Linked DNA regions of Mus musculus: region 2 is linked to region 1. Evidence: chromatin contacts called from ENCODE Hi-C or POLR2A ChIA-PET data. All regions are on one chromosome and are shown on one strand. The core of a region is the stretch at or near the end of the contact, and the rest is flanking DNA. Distances in the headings are between cores, read along the strand shown.

Region 1 (5,178 bases), core at 712-3,211:
CCAACAGACAAGAGGGCCTTACAGAGACATCAAGAATTTCAGTTAGGCTCTGTGAGGCAGAGGCCTTTGTGAGTTCAAGGCCAGCCTGGTCTACAAAGAGAGTTCCAGGACAGCCAAGGCCATACAATGAAATTTTGTCTCAAAAAAAGCAAAAACAAAAACAACAAAAAAAGAATTTCAGTTACTCCAAAAGGTAAAGCCATTGTGATCAGATCTATATTATGAGATGTCCATCCCAGCACAGAGACCACAGGTGTCAAGCCCTCTAGATGCAAGAGACCAATGTGACTGCAACAAGGAGGTGGTGCTGAAGATGAAGATTCAATATTTAAAAGGCAAACATCAATAGGACCTCATAAAAGATGTCGAATGAGGAATAATAAGAACTTAACAAATTTCAACTCCTATAAAATAGGATCAAAACATGTACGAGGACCTGGTTTTGGGGAGTTTTTTTGGTTTTTTGGTTTTTTTTTTTTGAGAGGATAAATCACAAATTTCAACTATGTCAACATGATTTAATTCCCAAATATAGAATGTATTTGTATAGCAATGTCCTACTGTATGGAATTACAACACATCTGTATTACATATGTAATCGTCTCTGACAGACAAAATGAATGATCTTCACATGTGCGTAGGTATATCTGAACAGAATAAAGCTCTATGTGTTCAGTTAGGCTCCTTTCCTTTGCATAACCACAATCCCCTTCTCCTCCAACCTTTATTAAGGAGGGGAAAGCCTTCAAAGTCGAAAAAGAATCTTCCAAGCAAACACCAGAACTGCTTGGGTTTTGTAATGGCTGACTGACTTACAGCATCTTTGTTAAATTGCTTTCTCTGAACAGAGGCGCACGACTCAGAAAACTTAAATACGGCGTTTCAAAGTGTCATCACACAATCCCTGGTTTTGATGTGCAAAGAAAAACCTCTAGCTGATAATTTACAATCAAAATCACTTTAAGGAGCTGGTCTGGAGTCTCTTCAATCCTGTTGAGAAAGGGAAACACTGTGTGTCCTTAATTACTGATCACAGGTAACGCGTCCATGCGAATCCCAAGAAGTTTCTGCAAGCTTTATCTGTCTAAACCTTTTTCTGTAGCTTAAACAGGCGCACTGGAGCCCCCATGGGGATTTCTTTCTCTCAAACCTTATCTGCCCCACCCACCTCACACACACAATAACCGTCCAGTCCAGAAAGACAACTACCATCAGAGAAAGGCGTCCGAAGTGCAGGGCCTTAGCCGGTGACCCCAGCTATCGGAACCAAGTATCAGAAACGAGGGGGGCTGTCTCAGCAGTCCCGGAGCACTGTCCAATTTCCCAAAAGGATACGGAGATCTCCACGGCGGAAACCCGAGCTCCTGCGCCAGCTCTGGGGACTCTCCCAGCAGCAGAATGACCCAGGCAGCGGGGCTCCCGTCGCCCGAAGGCCTCGCCCAGAGTCACCGGCCTCTGAGATCCGCTCCCTCCCGCTTCTCGCTACCTGGATCCGGCTTCCCGGGCCACCCACCGCCAGCCCGCCCGACCCGGCCCGTCACTAGGCAACAGTAGCAGCCGGGAGGCCCGGGGAGACCCGTAGCCCGCAAGCTGGCCGCAGACCCAGGTCGCCCGGTGCCCGAGACAGGTCACTCACCTCGCAGCCGGCTACCTGGAGGGGCGGTGCTGGGGCCGGTCCCCCGCCGGCTCCCTCAATGCCTCCGGGCTGTGACTGCTCGGGCCGCGCTCCTGGCCGCCACCGAACGCTTACTCCATCTCCTCCGTCACCCCCGAGTCCGCAGAACCCCGAGATCGAGGAGTAAAGGGGGAAGGGAGGGAAGGGACTAGGGAAGAAGAGCACGGTAGGGGGAAGAGCACCGAAAGACCTGCCCGCTCCTGCATGACGTCACTTCCGGGCGGTTCGGAAGGGTAAGGCTTGGCTTCCCTCCGCCCTCCCCGAGGCGGAGTGAGGCGGGGCTCCCGGGGCGGGGGTGGAGCCAGCCCGGGCCTCTGCTGACAGCCGTACCTGTGACTCTGATCACTAGTCTTCGCGGGCAAGACCAGCTTTCCGGGGCCCCAGGCTAGGAAGCCCGAGTTTCTGGAACCATAGAAGGGGATTCTCCAAGATAATGAGGACAGGTAACCAAATGTATATTGGAGATGACTGACAGTGACTTGATGGCTGGACACTGCAGCTCTGGTTGTGAGGCCCCTCCCCTTTTCTGTTTCCCAGGCCACCTGCCCTTGCTGGTCTAGTGACTGATTACATAGGACTCAGCTTTCTCTGACTTTCTGCTAAGTGACCTTAGAACCTAGAAAAGCCGTGCTTCTCACACAGGGCCGTGTTAAAGTGCAGATTCTGCTGCACAAGTAGGATCGGATGCTCTGCGTTTCTAAGACATTCTCAGATAACCCCGGTGCCACAGTTCCACAATTAGAGCAACAAAGATTATTTATCTTACGTGCTTAATGAAAGAAGTAAATTGTTCTGAAAAATATACCTAGGTGAAACTGGGCACAGCCTCTGTCTCCCTGCTATCCATCCAAGTAACCCGTACATAGTAGTAGGACTACTACCACCCTAACTAACCCTAACCCTGCCTCTCCTGTCTCTGCTCTGTCCCTGGTTCAGGTTAAAATGTCTTAAGATGGGTAATAGGGTAGATTCTATTACAAGAAGAATTGGAGGAGGGGGAGGAAGAGAAGAGGGAAGAGGATTATGGGGTGTGTGTGTATGTGTGTGTACATGTTTGTGTGGTGTGTTTACATGTTTGTGTAGGTACAGCTGTATGTACACACGCCAGAAAAGCTCGAGGCTAGAGGTTAGCCTTAGGAGTTGTTCCTGGGGAGCTGTCCATGTTTTTGAGACAAGGTCTCTAAATAGAACCTGGTGCTTTGCCTTTCTCTTATCTCTTCAGCTGTGAAATTAGGAGCACCCACCACCAAGCCTGGCTTTTTAATGTATGTTCAGGAGATCCAACTTAGATCTGCATGCTTAGAAAGTTATCATCTCACTAGCTGAGCCTTCTCTTTCCAGCCCCAGAAGGGTGGACTTTTATTTCTGTCCTTTTGCCAAGAGCATCTTATAAGTTATGTGTTGGTAATGTTACTTCTAGTTCTTCGTGGTCAAGAAAGGAAAGGCTTAGATTCTTGTATTCTGCACACAAAACATCTAGAAATCATGTTCTCTATATTTCAACTTTTTCTTTCTTACATGCTTTAATTTCATATTTTACTGGGGTAGGAGGAACTAGTTTATCTCTACTAAACATGAGTCTCTTTTTTGGAGTGATAAAATGGCCTGGGGTTAGATGATAGCAGTGATTGTACAAGGTTGCCAACGCACCAAGAAACACTGAATTAAACATTTTGACAGAATCCTAGTGAGCAAACCTAATCCTTTGCAGACCATGTGAGAATAGCTATCACAGGATATTTGAACACACTGTGAACCTCTGAGATTGTGTTACTTGCTGAAAAGGAAAAAGAAAAAGAAAGAAAGAAAAAGAAAAAAAGAAAAACCTGTTTCTAGTTGTGGTATGGCTCAGTCCTAGCACATACCTTTAATCCAAGAGCTTTCTGTTTATTGTAAACAGGATTACATTAAGTCATCGGTAGGTCAAGAGGCAGAGCAAGCTTTAAGTGAGGTAGGCAGGAGGTGTAAGCGAACTTTCCTCTTCACATACAGCACAGGCACTTTTGCTTCCTCTGGTGAAGAAGGGCTGCGAATGCCAAGCATTTAAGTATCTCTGCTCTAAATATTAGTCTTCCTTGGAGTCTCTTCCAGTTCTTCTTCCTTCTCTACATACCTTCTTTAGGCACCCAGTATGTTCTTGATTCTGTGACGATTTGATGAAAGAAATGCAGTAAAGGTTGTAACCATTAATGAAATATGGCTGCATCCCACCTGACTGCCTGTGGTGGTTAGAATGAAAGTGGCCCCCATAGGTTCATAGGCAGTGGCACTATTAGGAGACATGTCCATGGTGGAGTAGGTGTGGCCTTGTTGGAGGAAGTGTGTCACTGGGGGAGGGGGGCTTTAAGGCAGTCTATAACAATATATATATATAGCTAATAAGCTTTCTTAAATTATCATCAAAAGAAGACAGATTAGGCTTCCAAATAAAGGGTCAGTGTATATGATAATTCTCAGGTTAACACATTCTAAGGGTAATACAGTCGGCATAATAGAGTAAATTTCTGCTCTGAGTCTCTAGATAACCTTGGCTATGTTGGCTTTTAAAATGAGAAAGTATATCAGTTCCTCAGAAAACAAAAAGCTTCTCTCGGTATAAATATTTAAAAGTGCTCTCCATGATAGTGTTAGAGTAAATACATTAAAAATGTATATGTGATATATCCTCCATAGTAGGTTTAGAGCACTGATTCTCAGCCTTCCTAATGCTGGGACCCTTAATACAGTTCCTCATGTTGTGGTGGTCCTCAACTATAAAATTATTTTGTTGTTACTTCATAACTATAATTTTGCTACTGTTATGAATTAGAATGTAAATATCTGTGTGAATAACAGGTTTACATTGCTGCTTTATGTGTTTTTAGTTTGGCCCCAAACAGAAATATATTTTCTATAATATATTTTCTACAATGTAAAAACATGACTTGGGGCATTTTCTTTATTTGCATCTATTGATCAATTTAAATTAATTATTCTCACTCTTAATAATTGTTTAGAAATGGAATAATTTTATTGTATCGAATATGTGTTTTCATTTGTTACTCTTGACAGTTGAATTGTTTTCTTTCTTAGCTGTGAAGGACATCTGGAAACAACAAACAGTCACATCTCCTTAAATGGATCCACTTTCCGATCTTTGAAAATACTTTAGAGCCTCCAGTTAAAGTGTAAACTTCCCAGCTAAGTGAAGATGAAGATCTTGTCATTTCTAACACTTGTATAAAAAGAGAGGTTATTCAAACTCAAGTGAGTAGTCAAAATTATACACTGTCAAATAATTTATAACTAAAAGATCTCCTATTTATTTCTTCTTGGTACCTTAAGATATGAGAACACATCTATTGTATAAGCTGATGGCCCCATCTCTAGTTTATGAATTGACTGAATTTTCAGATAGGTGCATACCTTTAATCCTCCTTTAATTCTCAGGACGGAAAGGCAGGCAGGTCTCTATGATTTTGAGGCCAGCCTGATCTATACAGCAAGACTTTTTCAACAAAGGG
Region 2 (5,178 bases), core at 969-3,468, 46 kb after region 1:
GTCCCGTGTTCTAATATACTTAGCTGGTTTGCTACCCTTGACTATTTACCTTGCTTCCCTTCAACAACTCTGTGAAGTCCATTATATTTTGATCAACTGCACTTGATCATGAAGCCTGTTGTGGAGTGAGTGATATACCCAGCTTCACTCAACTGGAGGAAACTTACTTTCCGTCTCCCAGCAGGTACAAATGATAATTCAGTTAACTCTTACTCTTAGTGGCTAGGTTTTCATTCATTCATTCATTCATTCATTTCTTAAAAGAATATAGCAAAATAAAAGACAAAGTGAAAACTATCACATTGAAGCTGGACAAGACAAAAGAGAAGGAAAAGAGCCCACAAGAAGGCACAAGAATCAGAGACCCACTCATTCACACGCTCAGGAGTCCCAGAAACACACTAAACTGGAAGCTAGAGTATAAGCACACAGGACCTGATGCAGAGCTGTGCAGGCCGTGTGCACAGGGCTTCAGTCTCTGAGGACTCATGACCTTTGCTCATGTTGATTTAGAAGGCCTGGTTATCTTGCTGTCCTCCGTCCCCTCTGGCTCTGAGGGGACGGATTTGCTGGAGACAAACCATTTAGAGCTGAATGTTCCGAGGTCTCTCACTCTCTGTGTAAAGTCTGGCTGTGGGCCTTGATTTGTCTTTAACGAGATCAGGGGGCCAGGAATGATGGGTTATGCTTACAATTCCAGCACTCAGGAGGCTGAGACAGGAGGACTCTCATGAGTTTGAGGCCAGTTTAGGATACACAATGCCCAGCTGGGCCACTGCGTAAGACCTTATCTCAATAAAGAACCACAGGGGCTTGGAGGCTATATAGTTCAGTAGCACAGCACTTTCCTAACATGTCCTAGGCCCATAATTCATTCTCCAGCACATTAAAAACAAAACAGAAAATCTGGTTCTATATGTATTTACATGCATCTGTTTATTTATGTATTTATGTGCACAGGTATTTTTCCTGCGTGTATGTCTGTGCACCGTGTGTGTGTGTGTGTGTGTATGTGAGAGAGAGAGAGAGAGGGAGAGAGAGAGAGAGAGAGAGAGAGAGAGAGAGAGGGAGAGAGAGAGAGAGAGAAAGAGAGGAGTTACAGACAGTTGTTAGCGGCCATGTAGGTGCTGGGAATTGAACGTAGGCCCTCTAGAAGAGCAGAATGAGCGGGTTAGCCATTTCTCCAGCCCCATGTACCTAGTTCTTAATGAGGAAAAAAAAAACTTATGTGGAAGCCTTATATATAAATGGCTTCCATCACCACTAAAGCTGTGAGAATCTGGTCATATGAGAATCTGGTCATATGGGCTGGGCTAAGAAGTAATGTTGTGCTTGTCCACCGTGCAAGAGTTCAACATAGCATTAAAAAAAAAAAATTCAGTCAAATGCCCACTGAGTTCTGAAGTAGTGGCCCTCAGCTGTAATCCTAGCAACCAGGAGGTGGAGGCAGGAGGATCTTAAATTCAAGGTCATCCTGGATTACACGCTGTGCTGCAAGGCAGCAGGGGGTGTAGCTCTGTGGGAAGGTACTAATTACCTACGCAAAGTCCTAGATTTCAGTTCTAGCACTGTGAAAGTCTACTATTTATTCAAACATACATTTTATAAAACACATCTTAAGATGCCACCGTAGCGTTCCTGACTTTACCAACCAGGTTATTCAACTTGGTTCCCCAATGCCTTCAAACTCCCTGGACTCTAATGAAGTGGGTTTTACTATTTGGGAGGTTGGGGGGCATTGAACCTTTTGAGGATCCGATGAAAACCTATAATCGTGTTCCCCTAAAGGCGAAACGTTGCCCACTATTTCTGAAATTTCATAAACTTTAGTCTCCTCAGTCAATCTCGAGAAGCCTATTTCCCGTTACCAAACGGAACATACATTCACTTCCGCAGCCCCGCGGCCTCAAACAAAAAATCAAAGTCAATTTCAGTTCAAAGCATCAAACCAACCAACGAACCCAGCTCGAAACTGAGCATCCCCCGACTGAGGCTGGAGGCGCGCGATGGCGTCTGTGGATCACGCAAATCGGAAAGCATAGTCTGTCAAGTTAAAAGGCGTACGTGTCCTGTCCCTCGGGAACGACGACCACTTACGAGACACTGTCATGGCTGTAACCGATTTTGGCGTTGTAAGCTCCATTATCCAGAACTAGGGTCGTCATTTCGGCACGCACCACGCTGCAGCGGAGTCGCTTTCCCACTGTTTGAATCTCCTCTGCTCAGGCTTCTTCCGGTACTCTATGGTCGATGGGGGCGTGGCCGTGGCGTAAACTTCCGGTTACCCTGACAACGGAGTACGCCAGAAGTCGAGCAGCGGAGCAGCCCTTCCTGTGCTTGTATCCAGTTTTCAAATGCATCGATTTTCGGTGGCAGCGACATTCCGTAGTAGAAACTGCTAAGTACTTTATTTCTTTTGATTTTCTTTACTGCGCACATTGGCGAGTGGAAGCTTTTTGTGAGCCCTTTGGTGGGCTGCGTGTGCGTGTATCTGATTAGAGTTGTTAAGACACTCCGAGCCTTGAAGAATTGAGTATGAAACCATACGCATCGTGGAACTGGATACGAAGTCTCTTCAGCCTCACCTTCATTTCTTGGCACTCGTCATCAGGTTATAGAATTTGGTCACAATAAATTATGTATGGGCTGTGTTGTTATCTGCGTTGTGCTTTAACTTATTTGCACATTCCCCAACGAATCCCCCTGCTTGTTCTCCGCTACTTATTTATGTATCCTATCTACAAAGGACTTCTTGACATCTGACATGTTCCTTGTCTGCTCTGACTCCTGGAATTAGATATCGTTCCTGGGTGTTTCTGTACAACGGAGAGCTTGTGTTTCATAATGTTAAGAAAAAGTTTTGGAGTTGAGCGTAATGGTACACGCCTTTAATCCCAGCACTCGGGAGACAGAGGGAGGTGGCTCTCTGGGTGTTCAAAACCAGCCTGGTTTACGTAGGACAGCCAGACATACACGATACAGAGAGTCTCTCTCAAAATGTTTTGATTGGAATGTAGACTCTGCTACAAAATAATCTCGGGTAATGAATCTGATATAAATGAATACACAGCCATGCTTAAGAGTAAGTTAGCTACACAGAGAAACCCTGTCTCAAAAAAACCAAAACCAAAACAAAAAAAAAAAAAAAAAAGAGAGAGTAAGCTGTTTCACTTTCTTTACACGTATTAACTAGTGTTTAAAACTCCAGGAGATAAAGAGATGAGAGTGTGGCCTTCTAATTTTAAACTGTGACTATGACATTAAAAACATATAAGCGGGCTGGAGAGACGGCTCAGAGGATAAGAGCACTGACTGCTCGTCCGAAGGTCCTGAGTTCAAATCCCAGCAACCACATAGTGGCTCACAATCACCTGTAATGAGATCTGATACCCTCTTCTGGTGCATCTGAAGTCAGCTACAGTGTACTTATGTATAATAATAAATAAATCTTAAAAAAAATGTTTAAACTAAGCCGGGCGGTGGTGGCGGACATCTTTAATCCCAGCACTTGGGAGGCAGAGGCAGGCAGATTTCTGAGTTCAAGGCCAGCCTGGTCTACAAGTGAGTTCCAGGACAGCCAGGGCTATACAGAGAAACCCTGTCTCAAAAAAAAAAAAAAAAAAAAAAAAAAGAAAAAAGAAAAAAAAAGAAAAAAGAAAAAAATGTTTAAGCAACTTAATGACCCTTGGGTTATCTAAATTATAAAATAAACTAATATGACTCTCACTATGTTATAGAATGGTTTAATATTAGTGTTAGAAGTCAAGCACCTACCTGTCAATAGATACTGTTATCATTTTTTTTAGTTTGCTTAATATTTATTTTGAGATAGGGTTTAACATAGCCCAGGCTGGCTTCAAATTTACTATATAGAAGGGCGCTCTTGAACTTGGGATCCTCCTGTCTCCGCCTGCAGGAGTTCTGGAATTACAGGCCTGCGCAACCTTGCCTGGATTGTCTGGTACTGAGGACAAAACCCCAGGGCTTCATGCACCTTCTGTCAACCTGCCTAACCATCAAACTCCTTCAAATCAGGCAGAGTATTCTATTGATAATCTCTACTGATATATATTAAAAAGTTAATTAGGGTCAGGCAGTACTGGTGCACACCTTTAATCCCAGCACTGGTGGGGAAGAGGATGGAGCAGCTGGATCTCTGAGTTCGAGGCCAGCCTGGTCTAAAGAGCTAGTTCCAAGACAGCCAGGGCTACACAGAGAAATTCTGTCTTGACACCAAACAAACAAACAAACAAATAAAAGAAGTAAATGAGGGCGTGGGGACGAAGCTCAGTGGTGGAATTGCTCTCTCAACGTTTTCAAGGGGTCTGGGTTCTGATCTCTAGCACTAGAAATAAAATGAAAACCTTTCTGAATGTCTAAGGTTAATTCTGACCAACATCAACACTCTATTTTATCCAATTCAGTTAGTAAGGTGGTAAGAACTCAGGCTGAGGCAGGGTGACCACCTGCTCCAGCCCAACTTGGGAGACATATCAAGGCCAGGGATGGTACTTTCAAAACCAGCAAACTAAGCTCGACAGAACAAAAAAGTGATCAGCTCTTTTTCTGCAGTCAAGTGGCACAGCTCTTTTAAATCTTCTCTCACACAGCAACCGTCATTTCTATTTGTCTCTCATCCTTAAACTATGCACTTTCAATCCTGTTTCTCCTCCTGTGCGACAACCCTTTCTTATTTAAACATTGTTTTGGCTTTCCTCACCAAATTTTACATGCTTTTTGATCAAGATTATTCTTGGTCTTGACTTTAGTTATTATTGAATAAGATACATCCTAAACCAGAAATTCCTATCTTAATTGTTTCCACACCCAAATCCTTAAACACAGGGAACGTAACACTGCATATTACTTTTCCATAATGGCTTGTCCCACCCGCTGAACTCATCTCAGGCATTGCTGTTCCACCAAGCTCCACTCCGTGCTCCAAGCTAGAAACTTCAATTACTGCCAACTCTTCAGTCTCTGGAATCTATGATTGATCTGGCTTCCTCATCTCTCGCCTGAAACAGTGCCACCACCTTCTCGGTGCCCTTCCTGCCTCCGTTCTCTTTTCTCCTCTGAAATGAAAGCATAATTATTAGTAAATATTCTTATAAATCAGAAATCTGGTTAGCCTCCTGTTATCTGGTTATATTGACTGCCAACCTGGCAAGATATAGA

The links. A loop is a pair of places that touch in the nucleus more often than their neighbours do. ChIA-PET counts read pairs that join two places held with the same protein, here RNA polymerase II (POLR2A).
Region 2: a loop to region 1 is called in a map of gastrocnemius, with 7 times the contacts of the local background. The contact joins the promoter of Actr6 here to the promoter of 1500026H17Rik in region 1. A Hi-C loop is called at or near these places in 11 of 37 maps with a recorded cell type or tissue (T-helper 17 cell, T-helper 2 cell, gastrocnemius and 2 more). POLR2A ChIA-PET finds 5 or more read pairs at or near these places in 3 of 5 experiments (Patski and embryonic stem cell).

The regions. Positions count from the first base shown.
Region 1 is chr10:89,684,402-89,689,579 of GRCm38, forward strand. 1500026H17Rik (RIKEN cDNA 1500026H17 gene) reads left to right here and starts at 1,962. Exons shown (of 3, transcript NR_130956.1): 1 at 1,962-2,118; 2 at 4,748-4,921. Scyl2 (SCY1-like 2 (S. cerevisiae)) reads right to left here and starts at 1,893. Exons shown (of 18, transcript NM_198021.3): 1 at 1,637-1,893.
Region 2 is chr10:89,730,077-89,735,254 of GRCm38, forward strand. It overlaps Actr6 (ARP6 actin-related protein 6), which reads right to left and starts at 2,219. Exons shown (of 11, transcript NM_025914.3): 1 at 2,098-2,219. The coding sequence starts at 2,165.